Linked DNA regions of Mus musculus: all the other regions are linked to region 4. Evidence: chromatin loops called from intact Hi-C (ENCODE). Cell type or tissue: heart. All regions are shown on one strand. Region 1 overlaps Cul9 (cullin 9). Region 2 holds the start of Zfp318 (zinc finger protein 318). Region 3 overlaps Zfp318 (zinc finger protein 318). Region 4 overlaps Tjap1 (tight junction associated protein 1).

Region 1 (8,000 bases), 240 kb after region 4:
CTCCCTCACGGGGTGTCACCCCTTGGCAGTCAGTCCTCCCTTGATCGCCCCGATGTAAAGGGGAAGCCCTACTCCCTGTGCAGTCACTTCCTACGACATCACCCAAGTGTAACTTCTTCCAGAATTTATCACCAAAGTTTGGAGAGAGGTTAAGTTTGGGGTAAGGCTGCCAAAATTCAAATCTTGACTCAGATAAATGGTATCACCACGAGTGTCTCCATCTATCGTCTGTACACTAGAGCTAGTAAGGCTGGACAGATGGCTCAGTGGTTAAGAGCAACTGCTATTCTTCCAGAGGACCCAGGTTCAGTTCCCAGCTCCCAGATGGTGGCTTGAGCCCATCTGTAACTCCAGTTCCAGAAACATCTGATACCCTCTTCAAGCAAAGTGCTTACATGCCAAGGTTTCAATAAATAAACAACCCTTTTAAAGGGGGACAGTAAAGGCCGCTACTCTTCAAACCATTAGAGTAACTAGGAAATGAAAACAGACAGCATGATACTGGCCCTCGTGCCCCTGAAGAGTGAGCTGCCATTGTTAGCAGCTCTCAGATCTCGCCCCCTCAAACAGGGTCTACCCACTACACATACTAAGTCCCTGCCTGTTATAATTAAATGAATATATAAAAGAAAAACCTAAAACTGTGGGGAGAAGGGAGTCCAAGCAACTAAATCAGAAGTGTCTAGGAGCAGAGATGGGGGGGGGGCGGGCACAGAGCCACACATCACCCACCCCTGGGAGACACAGGTGGAAGAGTTTGTGGCAACAGGCAGTGTTCCTCATGCTATGTACTATGTTAGCTTCCTGCTGCTCAGGCGCTGTGTTAGCTTGGCCTGGGGCCTGCAGATCTGGGAGGCAAGGAATTTGCACTCTGGGTCCCGGAACCTCTGCCCTCTCCTCTCTTTGGGTCCTTACTCCCCTTTCCAGGCCTATATATTTCTATTTGTTTGTGTATTGAATGATAATTCATGACAAAAGATTTGTGTCCTGAGATGAGTGAACTTAAGGAAACCATGGATTATGAGTAACACTAATGGCATTTCCTCCTTGTCTGTCTGTCTGTCTGTCTGTCTGTCTCTGTGAGGAGTGTGGCAGGTGGCCCCAGTTACAGAGGGCAAACTAGCTTAGTTGAAGGGATATTGAGAGACATACCTGGGTTTGGGGTTCAGCGCAGTGGCTGAGGTGCTAGGCTCTCCCCTCAGGAGGGAGGAAAAGAGAACCCTACTCACCCAGGTTAGGAAATAGTGTTTGCAAGGTGCGTAGCCAGGTGGAAAGGCTGGGGAAGGAGAGGCTGCACGCTCACCTTACAGCAGCAGTGCAGGCAGCAGAGGGAGGGCGAGTCGTCATGGGGTCCTAAGGGGGTGACGCACACAGGGCATTGGTCAGGGCGAGTGGGGACCACCTGGGCCTGGGGTACTCGCAGCCCTGCCGCAAGGAGCAGTGGTTCTGGGTCATCGCTGTAGCTCTGCAGCAGCTGCTCTGTGCCCCAGTGGGAATGAGCCAGAAGGTGCTGAGCTACATCTGGCTCCAAGTTCAGCGTCTCCTGCACCTGCCGCACCGTCTGCTCCATCAATCCTTCTACCTCCTGGGGACTCATGGTACGGCCTGCAGGCAGCTGTAGAGATGCCAGGGCCACCACAGCTTCTGGGCTTAGGGAGAGAGAAAAGACAGTGTTTAGCATCTCTGCCCTGCTTACCCATCAACAAGCTCCCAACAGCCCCCCCCCCCCGTCCCCAGCTCTCTGTGTAAAACCCTTGGCTCCAGCTTGCCTCAGTAGCCTGTTCATAACTACCTGAACCACACCAACTGTGTGAACAGAGCCCTTCACAGATGAGATTTGGGAGTAAATGTGGGGCTGAGCTGGCTGGAACACTGACTGGGGGCACTGGAAGCCAGCGGGGTAGGTCACAGTGCTATGTGATTTTAAATGAAGGGGACAGTCCGGTGTTCAAAATGATCAATGCAGTTAGTTCTAAAGCCGTCCTATGCAAAGTGTAACCTGCGGGCCAGCAGCACGAGAGGAACAGAGCCGGCTCTGTACTCAGCCACCACATACACACAAATGGTGTGCATGCACACGGAGGCGTGAGAAAAGTCAGAGAACTCGGCCCACACATCATGCAGGCAACGAGGAGGAACGCAAATGCTGTAACCGTCTCAGGAGATGCATCTGAGCTCGGAAGCTTCAGGGGTTCTGGCCACTTAGAACAGCATCCGGCAGATTCACCAGTAGAAGAAACTTCCTGGAGCATGGCCTATTCCCAAGGCAAGTATACAGCGATCGCTCCATATGGACTTACAGCTGAGACCAGAGTTGCTCAGAAAGAGCAATACTTGTGTCTCTGGGTCTCCTGCCTAAAGAGCATGGCTCTTGCCTTGATTGGCAAGGCGTGAAGTAGGAGAGGGTGAAGACTAGCAAGAAGGAGAAATAATAGAAAACATGGAAATTGACAGAGCAGACAGGAAGTGGGATTTTGTTCGGTTAGTTTTGGGTCTTTTGAGATAGGGTCTCTCTGTATCCCTGGCTGACCTCAGACTCAGAGATCAGCCTGCTTCTGACTCTCTAGTGCTGGGACTAACAGGAAATGTTTTTATATAAGTGAGTTTGGGGTGGGAGAGCTAGCTCAGTGGATAAAAGCACTGCTCTTCTAGAGGTCCTGAGTTCAAATCCCAGCAACCACATGGTGGCTAACCACTATCTGTAATGGGATCTGATGGTATGTGTCAAGACATAGCATTCATATATATTGAATAACTAAATAAATATTAAAAAAAACAAATGAGTTTTGCAGAGCTTTGGCCCTGTAATCCCTCTCATCCACCGAAAAGGGTGGCTACCTAGGCCTGGAGGTCTCAGTGTTCTTGTTGCCACAAAAGGGGACATCTGCCTGACCCCGGCAGGGCCCCATGGGCTCTGGAGTGGCATACATCAGGACCTGGGGCCTGTCATCACGCCGTTCCACATAGCCCTGGCCCAGGAGATGCAGGATGCAAGAGAGAACATCAGTGCTGGAGCAGGCCACACCCACTGCCGCAGCGTTGCCTAGGCGCCCAGGTGGATCTGGACCCTTCTGCCAGGCCTCCAGTACCTGGAGGGAAAGAAAGAAAGAAAGAAGCAGGGGGCTTAGGCAAGGGAGCCAGGCTGCACGGCCCCACACCTGCCTCAGCCACACCAACCAGCCATGAGACCAGGTATGTTACCTCCTCATACCTTGTTTTTCTCATCTACCCAGTGGTAAAAAGTAGGATTTATTAATATTATTAATATATTAATTTTATCTGTATTATTGTTGAGGATCAAATTACTCAGACACGTGGTAAGCACTCACATCACCAATATACAGCCCAGACTGGGAGTGGGGGCACGGGACTGCAGAGATGGCTAGATAAAGTGATTGTTCACAGGTGGGACCTGAGTTCGACTCCCTGGATTCTGTACAAAGTTAGGCAAGAGTAGGTGCGCTGACGGAGAGAAGAGAGGCGGAGACAGGAGAATTTCCACAAGTTCATGAGCCAGCAAGCTCTCACCCACGGCACAAACAAAAGACCTCACGTCACGAAAGGTTGGGAAGGAGAGGACAGGCACCCAAGGTTGTCCTCTGTCCTGCACTTGTACACACACACAGACACACAGATACAAACACACACATACACAGACACACACACAGACACACAGACACACACACACACACACACACACACACACACACACGTGTGCACACACACATCATATACACATAACAAGAAAAAAACAGATGGAAAGTGACCTAGAGAATATTTCGTACTGGAAGAGCCTAACTTCTCCTGAGATGACCCACGCGTGACTCCCTTCCTCCCCGTAGGGCATGCTCCCTTCCTCTCCCTAGGGCATGCTCCTTTCTGCCTACCAGACAAACCAGCTGATCGATGTGCAGGCCTTTCTCCCTGTGGGCTTTGAGGATCCGGACAAGAAGGCAGCTCAAGAGGTTCCTCTTCTGTTCCAAGGTCCGGCCCTCATCCTTTTCTACACTGAGATACGTCTGGGGAGGTATCAGCCACAGGACCTCTTCATGGGTCTGGGACCTAGGCTCACGAAGCCGCAGCACCCCTGGAATCCAGTCCCGATTAGGTACCCAAGGACAGGGAGGGGACACGTGAATGAAGACTCTACTATGCTCGCATTTTCTGGTATAGTCTCCCCCACCCTCTGGGCCTCCCAGCATACCACAGAGGTTCAGCAGAGACCCTGATTACTTACCGCCCTGTGGATAGTCCTGAGTCTCCTCCAGTGTTAAAGGACCATTGTCAGAGGTGAGGGGCAGAAGGGCCTGGTGCAGGAGCTCTGGGGAGAGGTCAGAATTCCTCAACAAGGTCTCTACTGACACCTCCTGGTAAGGAGAAACAGTGCTCGTCAGACATGAAGCAAAGAAGGAGAGAGCAGAGGCAGGCAGAAGAGGAGCCTGGGGGGGGTGCCGGGGGCGACACAAAAGAGGCACCTCTGATTGGTTAAAATTCAGCAGCAGCCACATCTGTACAGTGGACACGTGCAGGGTCTGGTCCCCAAACTGCAGCTCAGCCCGGCCCAGCCATGTCCACTGAAGTCGCCGGTGTGGTCCTATGTCCAAGACTGGGCAGTTCTGACCTAGGGAAGTGTCAAGGAGATGGGGTACAGTCAAGGAGGAGGGGAGTAAAGGGTAGCAGTGTAAGAAAAATACAAACAGTATTTTCATGTTTGTGAGTTGTAATGATACTGGTATATATTTTAAAAACCTCACCGACTATCTTTGGAGTATTCTAACGAATCAATTCAGAACTTTAAAAACAAACAAACAAACAAAAATAGCTGTCAGGTGTGGTAGTAAATGCCTTTAGTCCCAGCACTTAGGAGGCAGAGTCATGAGTCTCTCTGTGAGTTCAAAGCTAGCCTGGTCTATACAGAGCGACCCAGGCTAGCCAGGGCTACATAGTTAAAAAAAAAAAAAATCAAAAGATATCCAAAACAAAAACATATCTAGAGGGGAAAGGGCAGATTCAGTCATTCCTGTAAAAATTACTTCAAAAGAGCTAAGCAGCTGGTGAGAAGCCTCTCTCTATAGAGGAAGCATCCCGCTAACACATGAAGACACAATGACACATTAGTCTCACTATTTCCTATGTGCTAATGAAGTGGGAGGCATGAGGAGCTTGAGATGGCACTTGGATGGTGCTCAGTTGGTAGAGTGCCGACCCTGGTATACACAGGACCCTGGGTCCTGTCCCTATACCACATTCATCAAGTGTGGTTCCAATGCCTGCAACCCTAACTCAATGAGATCAGAGTTGAAGGTCAGTCTCGGTAACATAGTGAATTTAAGCTCAGCCTAAGCTACAAGGAACCAAAACCCCCAACACCAAACAAAAGCGGATTGTGCTGAAGAGCTTGGTGATCCACTGGTCTCTCAAACCAGAATCCAAGGAAGCCTGCAGCCCCATTTCCTACCCAAATAACTGTTGAGAGAGGGACAGGGGGACCCAGCCTGATGGAGTCACTAGCACTAACCACCAGATGCACCCTGCTGTGGGCCTTGTTTTGGATCCCTATTAAGCAAAGCACACAAGAAGAAGACAGAAAATCAGGACAACCAGGGAAATACAAAAAGTGTATAGCAGATGATGCTGGGAGGGAAGGCCTGTAACTCCTACAGCATCTGATAGGGGTGATGCAGTGACCTTTGGAAAACCCGTCGCTTTTAGATATGGGGTAGGAGAATGTGGCACTGGGCCATGGGCTGATATGCTGGAGTTTATTCTGTTTGTATATATTTGGATTATCATTGTAAAATTACTTTAGAGTGTATTATTTTATGTGCAGAAGTATCTTTGTCTGCGTGTCTGTCTGTGCACCACTTGTGTGTGTGATGCCCCAAGAGGCTGAGAAGAGCATTGGGCAGATCCCACGGAACTGGGGTTACAGGTGGTTGTGAGCAGCTGTGTGGGGGCTGGGAATTGAACACAGATCCTCTGTAAGAGCAGCTAAGATGGCTCTTAACTGCTGAGCCATCTCTTCGGCCCCATTAGTAAAAATATTTTTAAATAAGCAGAGTTCAGGATATAGCTTAGCTGGTAAAATGCTCAACTTCCATGCACAAAGCCCAGGGTTCGATCCCCAACATCTCATGAAACTGAGCATGGTGATGAATGCCTACAGTGCCATCATACAGAAGATAGAGTCGAAAGGGTAAAAAGCCTAGGTGATCCTCAGCTACACAGAAAGCTTGAGGCCAGCCCGGGATACACGAAACCTTGTCAATAAAATACCAGGAAGTGGTGGCGCAAGCCTTTGATCCCAGCATTCAAAAGCAGAGGCAGGCTAATAATCTCTGAGTTCAAGGCCAGCCTAGTCTACAGAGCAAGTTCCAGGACAGCCAGGGCTACACAGAGAAACCCTGTCTTGAAAATAAATAAAACAAAATGCTTCGAGAATGACTAGCCTCATTTTGAAATATGTCCTCTACCTTGTTAACAGTAGGAAGGGAAAATATTAACTGTACTTGACCAGGCTGTCAGAATTGACATCACAGGGGATGATGGGATATGTAGTTTAGTGGTTGTCAGAATTGACATCACAGGGGATGATGGGATATGTAGTTTAGTGGTTGGGTACATACTTAGCAACTGAAAGTCTCCAGTTTAAATCCCAGAACTGGGGCAATGGGATGCAGGGAAAGGCAGGGGATGGATGGATGGATGGATGGATGGACAGTTACCACCTAGTGTCCTGTGAACAGAGAACGTGGATCCAAGCCCAAGGAAACATCACACAAAGGGAGCAACTACTTCACCATTTTAAAGGACTGCATTCTCCAAAAACTGTCAGTGTTCAGAGACAAAGATGACGGTTGAACTGTTAGGATGAAGACACCGGACACATAAACCAACATGCTTCATCTCCCAGACAGAGAGCAATGTCACAGAAGCCAGAATGGGTCAGCAGACAAAACCGCAGGGTGGAAGGTAAACAAAGGCAGTAAATGAACTTCTGTGTATTAGAAACCTCTATGCCTAGGAAATATGTCCTAAAGTGTTCAGGAGCAAAGAAGCAGGATATAGACAATTTCCTCTCAATGGTTCTGAAACTGTGTATGTGTGTATGTGTGTGTGTGTGCGCGCACACACACAGATATACACACTCATATACACACATGTGCATACGAAGAGCAAATGAGTTAAAAATGGTGCCACATGCCTGTCATCCCAGCACCCAAAAGGTCAAGGCAAAATGTCTTGGAGTTGAAGCCCAGCCTAGGCTATAGAGGAAAACCTTGTTTTAAAAGAAAAAAAAATGTGCCAGGTTGTGGTGGCCACGCCTTTAATCCTAGCACTCGGGAGGCAAAGGCAGGTGAATCTCTGTGAGTTCGAGGCCAGTCTGCCCCACAGAGAGAGTTCCAGGACAGCCAGTGCTACACCGAGAAACCCTGTCTCAAATCAAGTCAAAACAAACAAACATTCAACATCCTTAATCATCAGGGAAATGCAAATCAAAACAACCCTGAGATTCCACCTCACACCAGTCAGAATGGCTAAGATCAAAAACTCAGGTGACATCAGATGCTGGCTAGGATGTGGAGAAATAGGAACACTCCTCCATTGTTGGTGGGATTGCAAACTTGTACAACCACTCTGGAAATCAGTCTGGCAGTTCCTCAGAAAATTGGACATAGCACTACCGGAGGCTCCCACAATACCTCTCCTGGGCATATATCCAGAAGATGCCCCAACCGGTAAGAAGGACACATGTTCCACTATATTCATAGCAGCCTTATTTATAATAGCCAGAAGCTGGAAAGAACCCAGATGCCCCTCAACAGAGGAATGGATACAGAAAATGTGGTACATTTACACAATGGAGTACTACTCAGCTATTAAAAATAATGAATTTATAAAATTCCTAGGCAAATGGATGAACCTGGAGGGCATCATCCTGAGTGAGGTAACCCAATCACAAAGGAACTCACACAATATGTACTCACTGATAAGTGGAT
Region 2 (8,000 bases), 120 kb after region 4:
ACAAAAACTACTCACTAAATGAAATAGTCTATGGTTTTTCTAGTCTGAATTTCCAAATTCCTCCAGAAAGATCAGTTCCCAAGGTTTAAGAACCACGTGGTCAAGGCAAACAACCCCATTACTGACTCGACTTCTCAGATACCCATTGTCTGTGCTGGTTGGCCTCTCATTGCTGTGAGAGACACCTGAGAGGAGATAACATAGGTAGGATTTTTTTCATTTTGCCTCAGTTTTAGACAATTTAGTCTATCGTGGCACGAAGAATGTGGCAGAACAAAGAGATCGGTACCACAGCACTGGAGAATGGAATGCAGGAAGGGACGAGGGCAAGCTATTGTCTCCAAGGCAATGCTGTGGGAGACAGTTTCATATTAAAACCATAACAGAATGCTATGACAATGTACCTAGTCCAAGAGGCTTGAATAATAGATATTTAACAAGACATGGCAGCTTGCACCTGTAATCCCAGTACTTGGGAGGCTGAAGCAGGAGGGTGGCTGTGATGAGCTCAAGGTCAGCTCGGGCTATACAGTAAGTTCCAGGCCTGCCCAGGCTACAGAATGACAGTCTCTCAGGCCTTGTGTGCTTTACAGGCCTGTAACCAACCCCTAAGCCCTGGGGAGGCAGGGCGATCAGGCATCCAAGGGCATCTTCAGCTACAAATCTGAAGCCAACCAGAACTAAGCAAGATCCTGTCTCAAAATAATAGTAAAAGACAGTTACTTCTCATAGTTGTAGAGTCTGAGAGGTCCAACATCGGGGTGTCAGCAGCTCAGGCTTCTTCTCTCCTTTGTGCATGGCTGTCTTCTCTGTGACCACACACAGCAGAACAACAGACTTCCATGTCTCTTTCTCTTCTGATGAGGCACAACCACACTGAGAGCACCTTGCCTTTCACACCTTCTCTAACCCTACTTCTGGAAATCATCACATTAGGGACGGGAGATTCGTCAGGTGACTTGGGTCCCACAGGACAGCCCACGGTGTGTGAAGGCTCTTAGCCATGTTCATCAAAAGACAAGTAAGAATGCATCGACTCGGTGACAGACAACAGCTGGGAGATGGTTTTAATTAGATTCTTTCCTGTTGTCGTTGACCTTTCAGCACAGGCCTCCAAGGCAGAAAGCCCCTTAGTAGATGTCGGGTTCTCCATCCCTTCATCCCAGAGGGACACGGTGAGAAATGGGGGACCGGCCTGCCTCCTGGCGTTCCTAATCCAGCCTGTTGAGGAGAGCTGAGGACCGTGTTGGAGAATTGCCTTTGGATTCTGCATTCCCTCTCCCACCATTCCACTCAGGGAAGAAAGAGTTTCCACAGAAGTCTAACCCACTCCCTGATCTTACCAGGCGTCAAGTGTGGAGCTGTTATCTGAAAGGAAGTTTAAAGGTTTGTTTGGTTTTGAGCCTGGAACTTTGGAAGGCTGTGAGAATCACTTCATAAGCCTGGTCACCCAGGTGTGTGCCCAGGAGGCTTTGGGACCCTGGACTGCACATTTGTATGCTGCAATAATACTACTGTTCACGATACCAGAGAGTGTTGGAAAGTAAAGGACTCTGCAAAGACTTCCATTGAGGCACAGGACTAATCTGCAGAGGGCAGGCACGGAGGGCAAGAAGGAGAGACTTGCCCTTTGCTTAAAGTATCTTAGTCAGGGTTTCTGTTCCTGCACAAACATCATGACCAAGAAGCAAGCTGGGGAGGAAAGGGTCTATTCAGCTTACACTTTCCACATTGCTGTTCATCACCAAGGAAGTCAGGACTGGAACTCAAGCAGGGCAGGAAGCAGGAGCTGATGCAGAGGCCATGGACGGATGTTCTTTACTGGCTTGCTCAGCCTGCTCTTTTATAGAACCAAGACTACCAGCCCAGAGATGGTCCCACCCACAAGGGGACCTCCCCCCTAAACACTTTATTATTGGAGAAAGACATAGGAGACAATGTTAATACTAGAACAGCAAATCCCAATTTAAAATGTATTGATTCTGGCCAGACAGTGGTGGCATAAACCCTTAATCCCAGCACTGGTCTACAGAGCAAGTTCCAGGACAGCCAGGGCTACACAGAAAAACCATTTTGAAAAAACAAAAAAAAAAAAAAAACAAAAAAAAAGGAAAAAAAGTATTAATTTTGGTTCTAAATAATGGTACTCCATATCTATATTCCCAGCACTTAGGAAGTAGAATCAGAGGATTAGGGGTTCAAAGACATCCTCTGATACATACTGAGTTTGAGACAAGCCTCAGGCAACTGAGACCCTAGTATGTACAATAAGCATTGACTTCAACTAAATATACATAGTGATTTATCTTTCCTCGTCTACTAAAGTAGATGGAGATAACTAAATACATACATAGGTAGTATAATAAAGACAGGGCACATACCTCTGGTAGATTAGCTTTTTCATCAAAATAACGTATATTTACAAATTATATCAATAATATAGGATAAAGCAAACAAGTGTAAGGGAATACAGCTGGTAACATTTTTATACTGGTGCCAGGTGGGAGGTCCATGACTTCAAGGCTAGCCTGATCTACATAGGAAATTCCAGACCAGTTAAGGCTGCATAGTGAAACCTGACTCTCAAAAAAAAAGGGACAGAAGCAAGATTTTTATTCTGAAATAGGAAGCTTATGACATTTATAAATAAGCAAATCGGCTTATATTTTAAACATAATTTAAAAACAAATTAACAAAGTCATATTTTTTTCTTTTCAGAAATCTGATTCTTGTTTTTTGGTGTTTTTTGTTTGTTTGTTTGTTTTTGTTTTTTGTTTTTCGAGACAGGGTTTCTCAGTATAGCCCTGGCTGCCCTGGAATTCTCTCTGTAGACCAGGTTGACCTTGAACTCTGAGATTTGCCTGATTCTGCCTCTGAGTACTAGGATTAAAAAGTTTGTGCCACCAATGCCTGGCTCAGAAATGTGATTTTTACACAAATTCAAGATTTATGTTTAGCTGGTGAAAAATATGAAGCTATTGTCTAGGTTCAACATATTTCCTCACTTTTGGTTTTTTCATGGTGTGAGATCCTCTGAAACTGGAGCCCCAAATGGTTGTGAACTACCACGAAGGTGCTAGAAAAAAGACCTCCGGAGCCATCTCTACCCAGGCCCTATTTTCCTATGTTTTGACTGACCCTTAGGGTCTTGTCTTTTTCTTTTTAAACATTTATTTCTATTTTCTGTGTATGAGTTTTTGCCTCCATGTGTTTCTGCACCACTGATATCTCAAAACACTTGCCAGGCCTGTCACGGTATGGGTTGCTCCGACAGTGGCCTTCACCACCATTTTACTGTAATGCTTGGCTAGAACATCTGGAAATTTTACTGATGTCTGTTGTGTTTGACTTTCACTTTTCTGTACTTTCTCATTTCTCGATTTAAACCTCTATAAGTTATTGGACTGGAAAGTTACCCGACTACGTCAAGCTTCCTCTGGGGGAAAAGGGATGGACACTCGTTGAGGTTCGTAGCTTCTGACAGGGTTTAGGTGTGAGTGTAGGGGGTCGTTTGCTTTCTCACTATATATAATCATTTCTGTAAAGCAGGTGGATTGCTATGGGCACGCACGCTCCAGGAGCCTGGGAACCAAGCTACTGAGGCCTCCGCTACAACCTGGCCCCGCCCACTCACCGGGCTCTCCGGCCCCGCCCACCGCGCCGGGAGGAGGAGAGGGGTGGTCTCTCTGCATCACGTGGTCTCCGGGGGAGTAGGGGGTGGGCGGCTCGCCGGTCGCCATTTTGCGCGGGGCCGAAAGGCGGGGCCTGCGCACTTCAGGGCGCGCGCCCCTGGTGCTCGCGCAGGCTCAGCGCTCCGCCCCACGGCTCCCGGCTCCTGAGGCCGCTCTCCGCGTCCAGCCGCGGGAGAGCCTGGGAGGACGAGGGGGTGTGGCGTGTCGGCGCGTACCCGCGCCCTCCAACCGCTGGCCGGTGGGGCGGGGCCGCGGGGAGGGGGCCGCTCCGTCCGCGAGGGCGGCGCGCTGCGGTGTCCGCGGCGGCGGTGCCTGCGGCTGTGGCGGCACGCTCCCGAGCGGCGTCCGCGGCGCTCCCGGTAGCCATGTACCGCAGTGGCTCCCGCTCCTCCGTCTCTTCGCACCGGTCGAAAGACGGCAGCGCGAGCGGCCCTCCGCCGGGCCGTCCCGTGGGCGCCTCCTCAGGCCCCACACGCCGCCCCTCGTCGCCGCCGCCGCCCTCTTGCTCCTCGCTGCGGCTCCCCGCCCGCCGCCACCGCTCGCCCTCAGGCCACCGCGGCCGCTGGGCCTCGCCGTCCCCGCCTCGGGGTCGTCGCGGCTCCCCGTCCCCGCCCCGCGGCCGCCGGGCCTCACCGTCTCCGACCCGCGGCCGCCGGGCCTCGCCATCCCCTCCGCGGGGTCGTCGTGGCTCCCCGTCCCCGCCGCGCGCCCGTCGCGGCTCCCCGTCGCCACCGCGGAGCCGGCGACACTACCCACCTGGCCTGGGTGGCTTCCGAGGCAGCATTCGAGGCGAGTCCCGCGCCGACTTCGCCCGGGACGGCCGCGGAGACCATCCAGGCGGCGGCGGCGGCAGTCGGGTAATCCCACCCTTCGCCCATGTTGCCCCCATGTCCCCAGCCCCCGGGCCCTCAGGCCAGAGTCCGAATGTCCGAGTCTTCCCCGCTCCCTGACAGTCCTGGGTGCCTCCTTTACACAATAACGGACCCGGGACCCGTTCGGTCACCCGTGTTGGAACAGAACAGGACGCCCGGTTTCTAGGGGGAAGAGGCTTTCGCTCTTGCTATGTGGAAAAGTTCTCCAAGGCGAGGGGCATTTCATCCATACTGACTGGCGCTTTGGCGTTTCCCTTTGGGTTTGATCAAATTCGTTGCTTTAAGGCCCGAGTTTAGCAGAACATCTGAAATGCCTGGTGGCCAGTGAGGAAAGCTTGAACCAAAGCAGACTGGATGCTTTAGCTGTCATGGAGTCTCAGTTATAGCTGTTATTCCGACGAGAGGTGTGCATAATCAATCATTGTGATTGCTGCCATCAGCTAGAGACACAAGAGCAGCTACCAGCAATCTTTTAGGGCTCACGGTCCCTTGAGGTAAAGCAATAGCAATAGGTGTTATCACAGCCAAGGAACCAGCTCAGAGAGGTTTAAGTAGCTTGATCAAGGTGACACACAAGTGATGGAGCTGTGGTTCAGCTCACATGTTGGATTCTCACAGCCTGCGATTTTACATGTTAAAATGTGCTGCTGCTGGAGGGACAAAATGTGGGATTAATTTATGGTTGTGGTGGGTGTAGCTGAGTAGTACTCAGTAGGGCTTACAAAACTGTAAAACCCGATTTGGAATCTTAGCATCCTAATTTTAAATAAAGGTGCAGGTGTGATAGTGACCCCTCAGCTGGCACTACAGTGCCCTAGTGTTCTGGTCATAAACTGATTTGTCACATTGTGAAGACTTCTCAAAGCCCTCACTAGAGAGGAATCGAGTAGAATACTGCAGCCTCCCCCTTCTGGGTGCTGTACTCACTCCAGCTCCAGTTCTCCGTCCCATAGGAAAATGCTTTCTCTTACCACCCGAACATTTACCTCATGCTTCAAGGGAAGCCCCCAGGCTATCCTGTCATCTCTCACCACTCTGAAGGCCCTGCTGCCTCTTCCTCAGATTGGTACAGTTGCCTTCTTCGTAATTGAGCCTTGCTACTCACCATTTATCTTTTCTGTGTTCAGCCATCAAATTGATTTTTAAAAATATTTTGAATAGTGTGTGTTCAGGTGTACCTGTGAATGAGGTATATATGTGGGAGTGCAGATGTTGTGGAGGCTTTGGATTCCTTGGAGATGGTTGTCAGCAAGATGGTTGAGTGCCTGGTCCTTTGGAGGAACTCACTCTTAACTGGAGCCTCCACACTGATTTTCAGCCTTCATTTTATACATTTAATAAGCATCTATTGAGCATCTGCCATGAATTAGATACAGTTACGATAAATAGATGAAGTTAGAAATTCCGTGGTGTGTTCAATGTGATTAAGGGCTAAAACCAAAATCAAGTTACAATTTCAAGGAAAAAAGCCTCATGAGAAGTGAGTCTTTGATTAAGACCGTAAGAGATAAGAGATCAAGTAGTCCAAGCATCAGGAGGGAAATTGTAGTTGGCTCACATGACTTTAATGCTTGAAACCCTCCTGTGCCTCTTATCACATTATCAAATCCAAATTTCCTAATTTTGTCTCTCTTTTCTCTGTGACATTGCTGCAGCTGTCCTGGCCTCTTTTCTGTTACCCAAAGCATACTGATTCATTCCTGAGCTGTTTCCTTTGGCCTGAAACATGTGCTTTTCTTTGAAGGACCTATGTGCCTTCGATTTAGTAGCAGCATCCCAGAAATACTACCTCTAATCATCTTCTTTTGAGTGATCCCTCCTTTTCCTTGTCTTTTAAAGTACTTAAAACATAATTGGTTTTGCCTCTTCTCCTTTAGTTAGACATATATGTGTGTGTGTGTGTGAATGTGTGTGTGTCTATGTCCTGAGAGCCAGGATTTTTACTTGGCTATTCCCATGTTTCATACAAAAAGAGGTCCTGTTTCCCCACCCCCCCCCTTTGGTTTTTTGAGACAGAATCTTTCTGTGTAGCCTCTGCTACACAGTGGACAATTTTTAGGAATGAGTGGAGAATATAAACTCACCCTCTCCTCTCTCAGGGTGGTGGTGCACGCCTTTACACTGGGGAAACAAGAGGCAGGTGGATCTGAGTTCAAGGCCAGCCTGGTCTACAGAGTGAATTCTAGGACAGCCAGGGCTATACAGAAACTGTCTCAAGAGATTTTTTTCCTCTTAAGGAAACTTCTAAATTCTTTTTTATTGTAGAATGGTCCCTTACCGTGATAGACAACAATTTTATAAGTAAGGAGAACATTTTGGGCATAGAGATGTGTTCATGTTTTCACTTTTGTTTTAACTTTTTGTAGAGACGTTCTCCTGGTCTGTGTTCTGATTCTTCTTTGGAGGAGAGTTTAAGGATCACAGTTGGCAATGACCACTTCTGTGTTAGCACACCAGAGCGGCGGCGGCTCAGTGACCGGCTGGGATCTCCAGTGGATGGTCTGCAGGACATGGACAGGTAGGCTTCAGCTATGGCAGGTGCACCATACTTGCTCTGGAAGGCAGAATATTGTTGTTTTCTGAGTGATGTATCTGAAAGTTGGTGCCAGCACTGAAGTCAAACAGTATCTGTGTCCAGTGGAAGATAGAACACTGGAAAAGGCTTTCTGAGTGGGAAGAGTATGTTGATATAGATTCTGTTTCTGAATATAATGTATGCTAGAAAAAGAACATCATGGTACAAGTAGAAAGAGAAGCTAAGGGAACATAAATCAAATATTGGATTAAAATCTAAAAAGATCCCCTTATACAATGAAGGTTTTGGACAAAATGGAAAGTCTCTTTTTTTTCCCTCCTCCTCTTCCTCTTCTTCTTCCTCTCCCTCCTCCTTCTCCTCTTCTTTTTTTTTTTAAAGAGAGGGTTTCTCTGTGTATCCTGTCTGTCTTGAAACTCAGTCGGTAGACCAGACTGGCCTCAGAGATCCTCTTGCTTCTGCTTCCCAAGTGCTGGGATTAAAGGCATAGGCCCCACTGTATACAATGTTTAAAGTTTTCTTATTGATGGAGGATTTAATTTTACTATAGCCCTGGATGAGTTTGAACTTACAGAGTTCTGCCTCTGCTTCCCAGTGCTGGGATTAAAGGCTTGTGGTAGTCTACTTGGCTTTTTTAAGGTATGGGACAGTGTGTGTAGCCCTGGCTGGCTGACCTGGAACTCAACAAAAATCTTCCTGCTCTGCTTCCTGAATGCTGAGATTACAAGCATGACCCCAACATTCAACTACAAAATTAGCTTTGTTTTTGTTTTGTTTTTGTTTTTTGAGACAGGATTTCTCTGTGTAGCCCTGGCTGTCCTGGAATTCACTTTGTAGACCAGGCTGGCCTCGAACTTGGAAATCTGCCTGCCTCTGCCTCCTGAGTGCTGGGATCAAAGGCGT
Region 3 (8,000 bases), 130 kb after region 4:
TAAGGCTCATCATGTTTATGGTGTTCCTTTTTATTGCCATTAATATTTCATTGTACGCATATACCAAATTCTGTTTATTTATTATTAGTAAATGGGTGACTATCATTGGGTTGTTTTTCAGTTGTTATACATAGTTCTACTATGAATGTTGTTGTACAAGCTTCTTTGTGGTTCCCACCCTTCCTAATGTTGCGATCCTTTAATACAGTTCCTCATGTGGTAACCCCCAACCATAGAATTATTCTTGTTGCTACTTCATAACTGTAATTTTGCTAGTTATAAATTGTAATGTAAATATCTGATATGTAGGATACTGATTTTCAACCCTTGTGAAAGGGTCATTCAACCCCAAAGGGATTGCAACTATAGGTTGAGAATCACTGCTATGGACAGATATTTTATTTTATTTTTTTACTTTTGTGGTATCTCCTGATACTACAAAACTAATCTCAAAGTCTGTGTTTATTAGGCAAACACTATGGCATTGAGCTATACCTCTAGCCTTACATTTTAAATTTTCTTAATGAAAATTTGTAAACAGACACAAAAATTAGAATAGTATTTGGTATTAGGAAAGGATCAGTAGGAAAGATGAAAGGGATAAAAAAGGGCAATGGGAAAATACAATCTAACATGCGTATAGGAAATGTCATAATGTGTTACTTTATACAACTAATGTATGTTATTAAAATAATTTTTAAAAATAGACAATAAATTACATATTCCTATTAACCACATCTAATTTTTTTTAAAAAAATAGCCCTGGCTATCTTGGAACTTGATATGTAGACTAGGCTGGCCTCAACTTACAGCTACCTGCCTACCTTTGCCTTCCAAGTGCTCTGGAGTAGAATAAGGTGTGTGCCACCACTGACCAGCAAAACCTCTTGCTTTTACGTAAACTTCTATTAGCTTGCACATAAGAGTCAGCTGGGTGGTTGTGACTCACACTTCAATCATAGCACTTGGGAGGCAGAGGCAGGCGGATTTCTGAGTTTGAGGCCAGCCTGATCTACAGAGTGAGTTCCAGGACAGCCGGAGCTACACAGAGAAACCCTGTCTCAAAAAACTAAAACCAACATAAAACAGAATCAATTGGTCTTAATCAAGGCTGCTGCTACTGCTGCTGTTGTTTGGAAACAGTCTCACTGTCTAGGAACTCACTATGTAGTCTAGGCTGGCCTAGAACTCACTTAGATCCTCCTATTCTGCCTCCCGATTGTTGGGATTAAAGTTGTGTGCCACCATACTTAGCTTAGCCAAAGCTTTTAGAGTGTCTGTCACTGAACTGTTCTAGGCTAAAGGCAATTGTGATTTTTTTTGTTTGTTTGCCTGTTTGTTTTTGTTTTTTCATGACAGGGTTTCTCTGTGTAATCCTGACTCTCTTGGAACTACCTCTGTAGACCAGGCTAGCCTCAAATGTACAGATTTGCCTGCTTCTGCCTCCTTAGTGCTTAGTGTATCACAAGTGACTGGAAATTATGATTCTTTTTAGTACTCACTTTTTTTTTTAAGTTTAAAATTCTGTGTGTCTTGAATGTCTACCCTGCCTCTGTGTCTGTATACATACGTACCACTTGCAAGTCCAGAGTCTATTTTGGGTGCCCTAGAACCGGAGATTCAGATGGTTGTGAGCTTCTATATAGGTGCTGGAGACTCCAAATCCTCTGGAAAAATAGCAGGTGTTCATTGAACCATCTCATTAGCTCCAGAGCTTTCTCTCATGACAGCCAGTTCTCTTTAACCCTGGGAGTCCTTAAGAAAAACGAATGAATTTCCAGAAAGCAGTCTGACTCTGGACTATATTTACATGATAACTTGTGGGTTTGTTTTTTTCCTAACTTTTCTTGTGTCTTCTTCTATTATATCCCCTTTTGCTGGACTTTCTGGGTCTGCACTGAGGCTTTTAAGAGGGCTTAGTATTGTATTAGGTCTTGGGCTAATGTTTCTTTTGGTGGTGATATGTCCTAATTATAGTGAGGAGTAGAACATAGGTGACCTTGCTGCTATACGCATAGGTTATGGGGTCTTCCTCCTAAACTAATATGAGACTTATTGGTTGATGGTTTGCTGAGAGTCAACTCATAGACATATCTCCCTGTCTTTATACTTGATAGAGTAAAATTTTTATTTCAGTGGTGTTTGATTTCAGAGGTCATTCTTAGTTTATTTTGTTTCATAATACATTAAATCCTCAACATTATCCATATTTCTTTTTCTTTAAAGATTTATTTATTTTTATGTATATGAGTACACTGTAGCTGTACAGATGGTTGTGAGCCTCCATGTGGTTGTTGGGAATTGTATTTAGGACCTCTGCTCACTCCAGTCAACCCCACTCTCTCCCGTCTGCCCCGCTCACTCAGTCCCTGCTCGCTCTGGCCCAAAGACTTATTTATTATTATACATAAGTACACTGTAGCTGTCTTCAGACACACCAGAAGAGGGCGTCAGATCTCATTACAGATGGTTGTGAGCTACCATGTGGTTGCTGGGATTTGAATTCAGGACCTTTGGAAGAGCAATCAGTGCTCTTTCCCAAGCCACCTTGCCAGCCTCGTATTTCTTTTCTTTTCTTTTCTTTTTTTTTGGGGGGGGGGGGGAGGTTCGAGACAGGGTTTCTCTGTATAGCCCTGGCCAGGCTGGCCTTGAACTCAGAAATCCACCTGCCTCTGCCTCCCGAGTACTGGGATTAAAGGCGTGTGTCAGCACTGCTCGGCTCCCATGTTTCTTTTTAAAGGTAATTTCTGTGGGGCTAAAGAGATAGATCACTGGTTAAGAGCACTGGCTTGGGGGCTGGAGAGATGGCTCAGTGTTTAAGAACACTGATTGCTCTCCCAGAGGTTCTGAGTTCAATTCCCAGAAACTACATGGTAGCTCACAACCATCTGTAATGGGATCCAATGCTCTTTTCTGGTGTCTCTGAAGACAGGAGCATTGTACTCATATACATTAAATAAATAAATCTTTAAAAAAGAGAGAGAGTGTGTGTGTGCACTGGCTTTTCTTCTAAATCACCCAGGTTTGATTCCTAACCACCTCCATGGCAGCTCATAAGCATGTATAACTCTAGTTCCAGGGTATCCGATGCCCTCTACTGGCCTCCAGTGGCACCATGCTTGGATTTGGTGCACAGACAGACTTGAAGACAAAACATCTGTGCACATAAAGATATCTAATACTTTTAAAAGGTCATTTGTAGAAACACAAAAGTTATTAGAAACAATAACCTAGGCGACTGGAGAGAGAGCATTGTGGTTGAGACCCTTCACTGACCCTTTAGAGGACCTAAGTTACATTTCCAGCTCTCAACGCCTAGAACTCCAGCTGCAGACGACCCCAAATTCTGCCTTCCTGGGCATAATAGAACATATGAACCCACATAAATAAACAAATTAAAATAAATCTTTTTAAAATTAAAAAAGAAACAGTTATTAATAATTTTTCATTAATAATAATGAATGGTAATTCATTCTGGATTTTTTATAAAGCTTTTTATGATTATTTTTATGTGCATTGATGTTTTTCCTTCATCTATGTCTGTCAGATCCCCTGAAATTGGTGTTATAGGTAGTTGTAAGCTGCTACGTGGTTGCTGGGAATTGAATCCGTGTCCTGTAGAAGAGCAGTCAGTGCTCTTAACCACTGAGCCATCTCTCCAGTCTCAGATTTTATTTTATTTTATTGAGACTGAGTTCCACCTTAAAACCCTGCCTGGCCTGGAACTCATTCTATCCAATCTGGACTCAAACTTATGGAGATAATCTTGCCTCAGCTTCCTAGCTTCTAAGATGACCTGGTTTCTTTTTCTCTCCCTCCCTGTCTATCTGCCTGCCTGCCTGCCTTCCTTCTTTCCTTTTTCCTGTTTTCCTAGATGAAATTAGATTTCTAAAATTGTAGAAGACTCCTGGCCAGCAAGACAGCTGAGCAGGTAAAAGAACTTGCTAGTAAGTAAGCCTGAGGGCCTGAGCTACTTAGAACACATAGAATAGAAGGAGAGAACCAACTTCCACAGATTGTCCTCTGACCTCCACACATGTGCCCAAGTACATGCACACACGTATACATACAAAAAAAATGTAATGCAATTTCAAAATCTAGAGGAGCCGGGCAGTGGTAGCACACATATTTAATCCTAGCATGTGGGAGGCAGAGCCAGGTGGATCTCTTAGGAGTCTACAAAGCTTGTCCAAAGTGGATCTCTGGTCTACAAAGCTTGTTCTTTGACAGCAGGAGCTACACAGAAAAACCCTGTCCTGGAAAACAAAACAAAAAAATCCTAGAGGACCTTTATTTCTATCTACAATTTATATCAGAATCCTTGTGGTTTGGGTCTTAGAAGTTCTGTGGCCATAGTGCTGCCAAATGGCTTAATTTTTTTTATCTGCCTCTGGGCTAGAAGGGAAACTACCTCATCCTGAATTTTGATTTTTATGCTGCAAAGGTCTGAGACCTTTGTATTTCTGAACAATAAAAATTCACAGTGAGCCAGAGCATCACTTATTTCTGAGTCCTTTAGTTACCCAGGCAAGGCAGGAAGGAACAGGGCCAAACAGTTCTTAGTAATTCTTATAATGAAACTTTCCCCCAGGAGAACTAGGTCAGGCTTGAGTGTCTAGACATGAAGCTGGGACTGGTCCAGCTTAGATGAGTGGGGAGTCTGGGACCTCTGCTTTCCTAGCATCTTCCTTTAGGAAGCTCCTAGTGCTTTGTCGAACATCTGTGGGTGGAAATGCACATGCTCAGTGATAGGCCTGTGGATGGAGAGGCTCAGATTCTATCCCCTGCACAGCTAAGGAAAGCAGAACAGGTTAAGAAACAACCCTAGGGCTGGAGGGATGGCTCAGAGGTAAAGAGCACTGGCTGCTGCTCTTCCAGAGGTCCTGAGTTCAATTCCCAGCACCCACATGGTGGCTCACAGTCATCTGTAATGGGATCTGATACCTTCTTCTGGTATGTCTGAAGACAGCAACAGTGTACTCATATACATAAAATAAATAAATATTTATTTATTTATTTAAAAAAAAAAGAAAAAGAAACAACCCTAAACTATGGAACAAAGCTTGAAAGCCATTGTTCTTTTTTTTTTTTTCCTTGTTTTTTTTCTTGTTTTTTCAAGACAGGGTTTCTCTGTATAGCCCTGGCTGTCCTGGAACTCATTCTGTAGACCAGGCTGACCTCAAAAACAGAAATCCACCTGCCTCTGCCTCCCAAGTGCTGGGATTAAAGGTGTGCACCACCACCGCCCGGCTGAAAGCCATTGTTCTTGAATGTTGTTTCTCAAACTTTACAGAACATACAAATCACTTAGAAATCGCATTAAAATTCAAGCTCTAGTCCAGTAGACCTGGGATAGAGCCTAAGAATCTATATTTCTTGTTTTGTTTTTGAGCGAGTGTCCTCTAGCCAATCTGTCCTCAAAAGTTGCTAGAACCCAAGTTGGCTCTTAACTCAGTACACTTACCAGTATTACAGATGCTCACCATCATGTCTGCTTAAAATTATTGGTGTTTAATAAATTCCCAGTTAATGCCAGGGCTGCTAGTCCTGACAAAGAGCTTGAATTTAGCTAGTCAGGTATTTTTGTTATTGTTTCATTTTAAAAACATATACATATAACACACATATATATGTATATGTACATATATGTGTGTGTTGTGTGTATGTGTGTATGTTTACTACGGGCATGCATGGTATCTGAGGAGGAGGCCTGAAGAAGGCATTGAATCCCCTGAAATTGAAGTTTTAGATGGTTGTGAACCACCATATGGGTGCTGTGAATCAAACCCATGTGTCCCCATGTCCTCTAGAAGAACATACAGTGCTTCTTTAACCAATGAGCCATCTTTCCAGTCCTTTTGGGGTTTTTTGTTGTTCTTGTTGTTTTACCAAGGCAAGTGTTTCAGTTTGTAGCCATGGAACTCAGAATGATCCACCTGCCTCCCTGGTGTTGGGATTAAAGGTGTACCTGGTCTAGCTAGTCAAGTATCAATTAGGATTCTTTGTAGGCTTTTTAAGATTTATTTTTATTTTTCAGTTTTTGTGTGTGTGTTTCTGTGTGAGTGTGTTCATGTGAATGCAGGCATCCTCATAATCTGAAGAGGCTGTCCAATCTCCTAAAATTGGAGTATGCCATTGAACATAGGTACTGGAGCTAAACTTGGGTCTTGTAGAAGATATTATGCACTCTTAACTGCTAAAGCTTTTTTCTAGCCTATTTGTGATGGTTTTGTATCTCCTGAGCTCTAGTGTGTGTGGTACTTTGGTCCTCAGACTAATTTAAAAGTAATTAGCCTAAGAATTCTGTTAGATGTATTAGTAGTAACACCTCTTGATTAGAGTCTAAAGCTGCTTGTGACATTTCATGACACTGAGAAAGGAAAGGAAATGTTCCATGTGTAATCTGTCTTTGGATTTCATAATTATTTACTTTTGCTTTAAGAATTCTATGGTCCACTTCTAAATTACATTATCTTAGCATTGGCCTTCCTCTCTCCAAGTCCAGTATATTCAATGATGCTTGTTTCTTTCCTCAGGGATGACCTGACTGATGATTCTGTCTTCACTCGAAGCTCCCAGTGTTCTCGGGGTCTTGAACGATACATTTCTCGGGAGGAGGGACCACTTAGTCCCTTCTTGGGACAACTTGATGAGGACTACCGAACAAGAGAAACTTTTCTGCATCGACCTGAGTTTAGTCCCCAGAGCAGTTGTCATGATGAATTGTTGAGGGGAACAGAGCGGAATAGAGACAAACTTAAAAGCTCCTCCTATTCCATACGATCTGAGGAAAGAAGCCGGGAGGCCAAAAGGCCCCGTTATGATGACACAGAGAAGGTACACAGCTCAGGAGGGGATCACTCAAGTTTTACATCTGGGACTCGAAACTATCGGCAGCGAAGAAGCAGCCCAAGCCCTAGGTTTCTAGATCCCGAGTTTCGAGAACTGGACCTTGCCAGGCGAAAGCGAGAGGAAGAAGAGGAACAAAGTAGGAGCTTGAGTCAAGAGCTGGTGGGTGTTGGTGATGATCAGATTGGCTGTTCCATCCCTGGCTTGGCAGGAGTCCTAACCACATCAGAGCCTGGATATTCTTTGCAGCGGCCTGAGGAAGTACCTATGATGCCCAAGAAGTCCATTCTGAAGAAACGAATTGAAGCGGACATGAAGCCTTCCTTGCAGGTCTCTGTGGAATTTCTGTTGGCAGTCTGTGTAACATTGCTGTATAATACTGTTAGGCTTAACAGTCAGCAACCCCTTTTAGGATTCTCAAATTAAACTGTAGGCTCATAGCGTATCAACAAGGGCTTCTGTTGCCAGATTACTTTCTAAATACATTTTGGAGAGTCTCCTCCTTGATTTTTTTTCCCCCTCTTTAAATTGAATAGCCCTATAGGAATCTTGGAATGTGAGTTTCTTGGAAATGAAGCTTGAGGGCAAAAGAAAATAATCCTGATTTTTTTTAAATCCCTTTAGAAGACAATTTATGAGTTGTAGGACATTAGACTAGAAATGAAATGATTCTATTTTGGAGCCATCCCCTTCCTGTGTGCTTTTTAGAGACCATTCCTGGCCTTGGCATTGTTTTTCTTTCCTATGAAAAGATGGTCAGGCAAGAGTTCTAGTTTGACTAACGGTTTCTGAGCCAGTACTGAAGCACTTAGAGAAACAAAAGGAGGCTGATTAGTGTTCTAGAGTTTCCTGTCTCCACAGTAGTCTGACTTGTGCATTTTTTCTTTTGGTCATCAATAGATAGGAAAACAAGTTGGATAGGATGGGACCCACCTATAATCCCAGCAGCCGAGAGACTAGTGTATAAGGGAGGATTCAAGGCCTGTTAGAGCACAGTGAGAGTTAAGGCCAGCCTGAGCTACATAATTAGACCCCTTAGCCACAGGGCTGGGAGCAAACCTGATGACCTGAGTTTGATTCCCAGAACCTAACTCATGAAAATTCACACATAGATTGTGCTCATGTGTGCCTGTATAGTCACCCACCTCTCC
Region 4 (8,000 bases):
GGAGCCTGGGAGTCCCCAGAGCCCAGCAGGGATTGAAAGGGCACAGCACACAGTCCAGGGACGGGCAGCCAATACTCACTTCATCCGCTCTGCGTCAGTCAGGGACTCCTGGACAAAAAAAGAGGGGAAGCCTGGGACTCAGCTCCAGAGCACTGGCCTCCTGGTTGGCTCAGAGCCCTGGAAAAGGCCACGTCACGGAAAGTGACAGGCCCTCCAGAAATGGATGAAATCTAGAAACATCTGGTAAGCTTACAGTACCCTTTCCCCTGTCAACCAGAAAATTCTAGACCCTTCCAACATCTACCCTTAATCCTAAAGCCATCTTCAAAGGGGATCAGGTACCCATGTCACCTATCCCCCAGGATAAAGCACCTAGCTGTCGGTCAAGCTCCTTACAAGCATGGCACAGATTTTCCAAGGAAGTGAGGGAGTCAAGCCAAACTGAAAGTTCCGAGTTTTGACGGAGGCCTCTCAGGCCCTCCAGAGGACCTCGGAGACTGAGGAGCCAACCTGAATGGCTGGAGGGCCTCTAGGGAACAAGATGCTAAAGGGCTTTGTGGATGGTGAGTGAGTGCTTGTTCTCAGACAGTCTAGGTTGAATTCAAACCCACCAAGTAACTACAGCTTCCTGCCTCCATCTTCCAATATAACTTTGTACCACTAAACCATTTTGTGTCTTGCATTGATCCCCTGCCCCAATGACTTTGGATGTCTAGCGCAGGTCATGAAGAAGCACAGAGGCAAATGGCTCAGATCAGACTCTAGAGCCTGATCACTGGATCTGACCCTACTCAACAATACACAGTGAAGGCTCCATCTCATGGAACCTCTGTTCCCTCACTAATAGCCCTGATCCTCAACAGCTGAGACCACTCTGTGCACAGGGAGGGGGACGGCGCTAGGAACAAGCTGATTAACCGCCCAGTCTTGAGAGCCAAGCTAGAGTGTCTGGCAGTGGCCCACAGGCCGTCTGAGAGCAAGCCTAGCATGGTTCTTGACAGAGTGTGAAGTTATCAAGGTAGCTAAACAAAAGCAAGCTGGTGGAAGGGCGCACAGAGACGCGCAGCTGCGGTGGGCAGCAGTTAGAGCACTGCCTCCTTAGAGGCCAAAGCTGGACGCCTTTCCTCCACCAGCACCTGGGACTGGCTGTGACAGTTCTGTTGAGCTGCAAAGACTAATGCTCCCTGACGTGTGAACACATACACACAGCCCCCCACCCCCACCCCCAAGCACAACTACAGCTCTATCAGCAATGTGAGTCTCTCGCCTTAACCCATGCCCAGCACCTCAGGCCTGAGAGGCCAGCTGACAGACACCTTCAGGGGCCTGCTTCTGCCAGCCAGGGCCAGACCCCAGCCTTGCTGACCTCTTGCTCGAGCCGGGACACGGGAATCTCCAGGCGTAGCTCTCGGTGCTCTGGAGGCGCCTTACGGTAAGGTTTCTTAGCAGGGGCAGCACTGCTCATCCTGGAAGGTATGGGCTCGTCTCCTGCTGAGAGAAGCAGAGACAGGCTCAGAGGTGTAGTCTCGAGCCTTGGAAGGGCCACTGAGATGGCTCGGTGGGTTAGGCACCTCCTGCTCCTGACCACCTTAGGAGCAGATCCTACATTAGGAGACAACTGAACCCCCCCGCCATCCCTTTCTCTACAGTGGCACTATGGCACATGCAACCCGTGCCTACCCACTTCCTCACACAGAAAATAAACTAACGAGAGGCGTTCTAAGGTGTCTCTGGCCTGAACATTCAAAGATGACCAGGGATGTGTACTGACCCCACAGGCAGATAGACCTGAGCTACCGCTGGGTCATTAGAGGGCTGCTCTCTGGTGAGTCAGGCCGGATGGATCAGGGGAGTGCTGGAGATGAGGGCTAGAATCCAATGGAGAACAGACAGGTGAGAAGGGCTCCCAGCTGGGCCCCAGGAGGAGCACACTTGGCTAAGTGGGGTGGAGAGACTCAACAGCAGCCCACACTGTCCCTTGTAGGCAGAGAGCTGCACAGCATCCATCTTGCTCAAGTAGGTGAGGGTATAAGCAGCAGCAGTTCCTAGGCTGCTGTGCAGACTCCATTGGTCCACAAGGGCACTGCCACATTAGGCCGGCAGAGTGGACCTCTGGAAGCTCCAGGACTGGTCTACAGTGCACCTCAGGCCAATCCTACACACTGGAACTCTGCCTCAACAAACAAACAGAGAGACACTGCCAGTGACACACAGTTGCAATCTAAAGCACTGGGAAGGCAGATGCCAGCCTGGGCTACATAGCGAGACTGTCTAAAACAAAAACAGTGCTCAGCACTAGGCAATGTTAAGTTCAGGTTTTCCTTCCATAAATTGTGAACAAATCTTCTAAGTCTGGGGATAGCGACCCAGCCCAGGCTCCTGGATAAGGGTCTCCAAGCTTGAGAGTGCTCTCTGGACACTGCCAACAAAGGCCAAGCCCCTTTGGCCACACCTCCTTTCTGTGCTGGCTCCCACTGGAAGAGAGCACCTATATGGCTGCTCACCTACCAGCCTCCCAGAAGAGAACAAAGTATAGAATGCAGGCCTCATCGGGACATACCGTCTGTTCGCTGGCAGCTCTCTGTTCTGCTCTCCTGGAATCAGCCTTCGGCTCTCCACATCCCACGGCCCCTCTACTTCCTCTAGCCAAGAGCTCCTGAAACCAGAGAAGGGGAGAAAGTGGAAACCCGGTGTCAGCTGCCTGCCTGTCCAGTCTGGGACCTGAAGGCTCCCAGAAAACAGTAAGCAAAGAGACCACAGCACAGTGGGTCTTAGGAGCAAGCGACAGAGGTAGGAAGATCAATAGTCTGAGAGTAGCCTGCTTTATGAAGTGAAATCAACTCAAAAAGGAAACCAGCTAGCATTAACGAGTACCTGGCTTCCCCTAACAACGCCTGCGTGTTTATGTATGTACTTCGTACGCTGCCTCCGCTCAGCACATACCCTGCTCTGGAATAGGCCGGTACTGGTCTGTGTCCCATTCACTCCTAGGCTTCTCAGAGTCTACAGAGAGCTGGGAATCCTGGGGAATGCAGACTACAAATGAGACTACAAAGGGCCTGGCAAAGGAGCAAGATGACGATGGTACGGCAGACCCCCTAGCAATGACTAAATGAGCCCAGAGACCATTTCTGTGTACCACAGTGTACAATAAACTTGCCAATGAGCGAAGGCAGACCCGAGAAACAAAATCCAAACCTCAGCAGTTCAGAGCAGTGATTCTCAACCAGGGTGAGTTTACCCCCTGCTTCTCCCAGGGTTAACAGGCAAATGTCTAGAGACATTTTTAATTTTCACAATCTGCAGATGGGGAGGTACTACCGGTGAGTCAAAGTCAGAATATCGACTAAACCTACCACACACAGGGCAGCCAGCATACCGGAGGTGGCAAGGCAAAGGTCACCAGCCCTGAGGCCGAGAACCGCTAGTCTATAAACCGTAACTGTGGGGGGCTGGCAAGAAGGCTCAGTAGGTAACGATGCTTGCTGCAAAGCCTGATGACCTCCACAAGCACACTGTGCTTAAGTAAGTACCGACACACGCTCAAAAGAGAAAACATTTAACCCCGAGCCCGGGGAGCTGAGGCCCAAGGCTGCTCCAGCATCTCCAAGCGCTTGGATAACGTGCTCCCCACTGCCAAAGCCTGCTCTACACACACCACTGCCAATGGCTGGGCCAAGTGAGCTGCCAAGTCCCCTCAGCTTCCCGGGATTGAGGCGTACCTGTAATAAGCTGGGCTGCCGCATGGGGGCAGCAGCCGCCAGTGATCAGTGCAAACAGTAACCCTAGGTGGCTTTCTGAGCATTTAAAAAAAAAAAATACAAACCTCTTCCTACCCCCATCAACCCAAACAGAGCTACAGAGCTGGGGGCTGAAGGCGGTCTTGCGGGCTAAAGCATGTGTTCCTACTGTTGGGACATGCCCTGGCCATGACTCCTGTCACATTCCAGCAGGCCTGGGGCAGCAGGGTGGGGGCAGAGGAGGGCGGGGAAGCAGGAGTAGGACTCTCCTCTCTAAGGTTCCTGGCCTGGATTTGGGGGAGAGCTTGTAATAGTGAAGCACGAGCCACCAGCCTCCGCCCCGTTGACAGGAGGCAGAACGTGTCCCCACAGGGCACAAGCAGCATGCTGTCAGGCTGACTCCCTGCACAGGAATCTGGGAGGGCCAGAAAGGACACCACATTCCTGGGGTGAGAGAACAAACAACATACAACCACAGGGGCTGTCCTCCAGAGGGCCTCGCCCCAGTAGGTGCTCAACCTGGAGTAGGGATCTAACCACAGAGACTCCTGTGGCCTGAGGGAGGGGACCTAGAAAAGTCCCAGAGCACTGTAGGTTAACCAGGGCCTAACATTTGAAGGTGTGGATGTGTGGGTGTGTATGCCTGGGAAACCAGGTAGGACCAAGGCCGTTGACTAAAGAGGAGCCAGGCAAAGCTTCTAGAAACTGATGGGAGCTTCCAGGAGCTGGCCTTCTCCCCACAGGGCCAGCTCTCGATGGCACTTTTTGTTTGTCTGTTCCAGAAGGCAGAGGAACCCTTCACTTGGCAGGCTCCCTGGTGTGATTTGCCACCTTAGCCTGTTTTACTTACCTACCCAACTCCTGCCAAGGCTCGCATTCTCTTCTAGGGACCAGGGCACTTGTGACAACAGTGGACAGGCAGGGCGGACTGAGACACTTTCAGGGTAATTCTATATGTGGGCAGACATGCCTCACTGAGGTGCCATATCCTATAGCTTGCCCTGCCGTGACGGTAAGTCAGGGCTGCAACTATGAGCACATTTTTTCTTCTCTGAGGCTAGAGGCAATCAAACAGATGTCTGGGTTGGGGGATGGTGTGGGTGTGGCGAGGACACAAAGAGCAGATGAGACTCTAAGGATGGAGGTGGGGTGAAAGGTTACTTCTAGCAGTGTCACGAGGGGAGAAACATTCCTGACTAGAGAAGCAGGGGTGATCCACTGAGAACACTGAGAACCTACTGGGTTCCCCAACCCCACACCTCGAGGCAGATCTGTGCCACTCCCTGTCCCAGGTCCATAAATATCAGGGCATGTTGGGACACCTGAACCTCTGCTTCCATTTCCACAATCTACTGACTTCCCTGGATCTTGCCCGTGAGGGACCGCACTGGACAGACTATGGGCCTAGCATCACTACCCTGGACTATAGGACAGGCCTGGGAAGAACAAGGTCCATTTGGACCTGGTGGTCCCCAGCTGGGAGAGGATAACACGGTGAGTTAGAAGCCATCAGAGCACTTACACCAGGAGCCTCAGCTACCAGTTGCTGCGTCGACTGAGCATAACTCTACCTAAACGTTTTCCAGAGTTCAGCCCTGAGCTGAGAAGGGTCCTTGGGTCATCACTAGCAAGCCACGGCCAAGGCCAGCCTCGTGGCCTCTATTCGCCAAGGAGATTCTCTGAGGAAGATCTGGCAACAAACAGGGAAGAATTCTACTCCCTGTCCCTCCCTGGTCCCTAGGAGTCAGGACCAGGTGACTCAGGATAGAGGCCACAGCTTGCTTGCTAGGTCTATACTAAAGGAGCTGTGCCCAAGCAGAACCCCTGGCTGACCCAACAGTGGGAGACACCCAAATACCCTGAAGCAAGAGGAGAAGGGGCTCTCCTCACCCTCACCTCCCCTACCCCTCCCTAGCTGACCCTGTCTCCTTCCTCTGTCACATAGCATTCATTCTTCACTATTCAAAATCAGTTCAGAGGAAAGACTACCTCATATCTGCTGAGGAGGAGGGTGATAGCACTTACTAATTGCTATGTTGCAATCTGCCAGTCAATGTGGCCGCCTGTTGCCACCTGCCCTGTATTAAATACCTTCTCCCTGATTACAGCCCATGGGGCACGATTAGCTGCCTTCAGAGAACAAAGTCTACTTTCATTAGAAATGGGACTCAGCACGCAGAGGACCTGCACTGCGAACCCACTGAGCAGCTGAGCAGAGTACTGACAGATAAGACACAGGGCACCTGACCGGAAGCAGCCCACCAACTGTCAGCCAGGGATGGGACTCACGTCTGTCCCCCTTTCTGGGTGGGTACCACCAGGGGCTTCCACTGATGCCAGAGGCCACTGTTGCTGGAGACGGTGGGAAAAGAAACCGATTCAGATCCCCAACTCACTCAAACTTCTACCCTTGTTCTAACAAATATCCCCAAGGGACACTAGCCAGCAGAGAGAGCCCAGGCCTGCAACGCTCTGTTCCCGGCTGCCTAGGGCCCAGCAAGGTCAAGGGGCAGAAGAGAAAGGAGTCAGAGATCACCATCCTTCACACACACACTCTCTCACACACACTGACACACACATACTCACACACACACATACACACACTGACACACACATACTCACACACACACACACTCTCACACACATACTCACACACACTCTCACACACATACACACATATTCTCTCTCACACACACACACACATTCTCTCTCACACACACACTCACTCACACACACACACACATACTCACACACATACACACACATTCTCTCTCACACACACACATACTCTCTCTCTCTCACACACTCACACACACACACACACACACACACACACACACACACACACACACACACACACAGAGCAGAGGAAGCAGGACAGACTCCTTCGTAGATGCTGCTCTCTGCCTCTTTGCCTGCCAGCCTTGCCCCACCAGAAGCCTCCTCCAGCTCCTCAGGTTCTGCACTATCAGTGTGAACAAGTTCACTGACCCAGAGCAGCACCCTACCCACTGAGACTATCTCCCTACTACCCACGTCACAGACACCTCCTTTAGGAGAGGGTATCATTAATGTGGGCTCAGACAACCGTTAAGCCCTACTGAAATCGTCTGCTCACAGCTGCCGATGAACTAAGTTAGTGAGCGTCCTTGAAGGGGCAGTGAGCCTTTTGGATCAGGGTAGAGCCCACACTACAAGAATCTTTAAAGTTTTTCTTCAGAACGGTTCCAAGAGAAGTTAGTAATCGCTGTTGCTTTCTAAGTGAAAGGAAAACTGATCCCGACTTGAGAAGACAGCTGAGCTATGTATACAGCCTTAATTCCTGGACCTAGCAGGATATAAATAGGTAATAAACACATGTCCTTCTCAAAGCCCCCACCAGCCCAAATCACAGCATCCTGATCACACAGGAAACAAGGTACCTCTCCTTGACTTTCTTGAGCCTTGGAGATCCAATTTCTGACATCTGCAACCCTGGGAAGTTGCACATCACAGAAGTAGACATCACGCTTGCCGTGCAAGCCTGGATGGTTCTGCAGCTTCTGAAATCTAGGCTCTGCCTCCAGTGAGAGCGTCCAAACACAAACCACCATGCTGCAAGGGCCAAGCCTACGGCCTACAGACCCAACAGTATAGCCCTAAGAATTGCCCATGAAGATCCTCACCTCTCCACACTACAATACAGCCCCACCCTGTCTGCTCAGAAGAGAGCGGTCCTTAACACAATTCATGATCCTACCAAAGCTGGATTTAGCCTTCCCCACTGCACCCCTGCCCCGTCTCGTTTGCTCAGCCCCCAGTTTCCGGCATGCAGCTGTCCCCGAGGTACATGAGCAAAGCCCTCAGCAATCCTGGGCGCGTGGCAGGCAGGCAGGCAGCCAGCAGCTCACAGGGTGGGTCCTGGGCAAAGGTGCTGCTCTGGGCTGATGAGTGCGGTAGACGATGCCAGTCTGTGCCCAGACCAGCCCTGCTGCCCCTCCAATAGCTATTCATGCCTGTGGGCAAGTACAACCTCACCCTGTTGGGATAAGCTGCCTGCAGCTGAGCTGGCCCCCTGCCTACACTAAGCTGAATACACTGACAGGGCTCTGAAGGCCAAAAGGGAGAGACTCGTTCTAACCAGAGTAGCCATGCAGCTCAGAACTAGTGCTGGTGACCACGAGAACTCACCTGGCTCCCCACCTGAACAAACAGACTATCTGTCGGGCCTCATCCAGCAAACACGTGACAAGAACAAAGGAGTAAAAGACTGCTGATGGA

What was found. A loop is a pair of places that touch in the nucleus more often than their neighbours do. Peaks named below come from ENCODE experiments on the same cell type or tissue, not always from the same donor. Only the 100,000 strongest peaks of a DNase experiment are listed, where the experiment ranks them.
Region 1: it touches region 4 in a loop (3-fold over the local background); 6 of 42 quality-filtered maps call a loop at or near these places.
Region 2: a loop joins it to region 4, with 2.3 times the contacts of the local background. A loop is called at or near these places in 24 of 42 quality-filtered maps.
Region 3: a loop joins it to region 4, with 4 times the contacts of the local background. A loop is called at or near these places in 24 of 42 quality-filtered maps.

The regions. Positions count from the first base shown.
Region 1 is chr17:46,506,964-46,514,963 of GRCm38, forward strand. It overlaps Cul9 (cullin 9), which reads right to left. Exons shown (of 41, transcript NM_001081335.2): 27 at 4,476-4,621; 28 at 4,238-4,367; 29 at 3,888-4,087; 30 at 2,839-3,089; 31 at 1,304-1,649. Among named protein-coding and RNA genes, the nearest start is that of Dnph1, 14 kb to the left of the region's middle. In heart, a CTCF peak has its summit at 4,362 (motif pointing left); no DNase peak of the experiment used is centred here.
Region 2 is chr17:46,379,782-46,387,781 of GRCm38, forward strand. Zfp318 (zinc finger protein 318) reads left to right here and starts at 3,985. Exons shown (of 10, transcript NM_207671.4): 1 at 3,985-4,549; 2 at 6,931-7,082. The coding sequence starts at 4,058. In heart, a CTCF peak has its summit at 3,803; DNase peaks (open chromatin) are centred at 3,820 and 4,620; H3K4me3 peaks cover 2,618 bases; H3K27ac peaks cover 1,862 bases.
Region 3 is chr17:46,390,126-46,398,125 of GRCm38, forward strand. Zfp318 (zinc finger protein 318) reads left to right here. Exons shown (of 10, transcript NM_207671.4): 3 at 6,537-7,179. Among named protein-coding and RNA genes, the nearest start is that of Zfp318, 10 kb to the left of the region's middle. In heart, a CTCF peak has its summit at 3,114 (motif pointing left); no DNase peak of the experiment used is centred here.
Region 4 is chr17:46,262,323-46,270,322 of GRCm38, forward strand. Tjap1 (tight junction associated protein 1) reads right to left here. Exons shown (of 10, transcript NM_001252474.1): 3 at 2,561-2,656; 4 at 1,367-1,488; 5 at 80-108. The coding sequence starts at 1,465. Among named protein-coding and RNA genes, the nearest start is that of Lrrc73, 12 kb to the left of the region's middle. In heart, a CTCF peak has its summit at 3,738 (motif pointing right); DNase peaks (open chromatin) are centred at 199, 3,749 and 7,679; H3K27ac peaks cover 581 bases.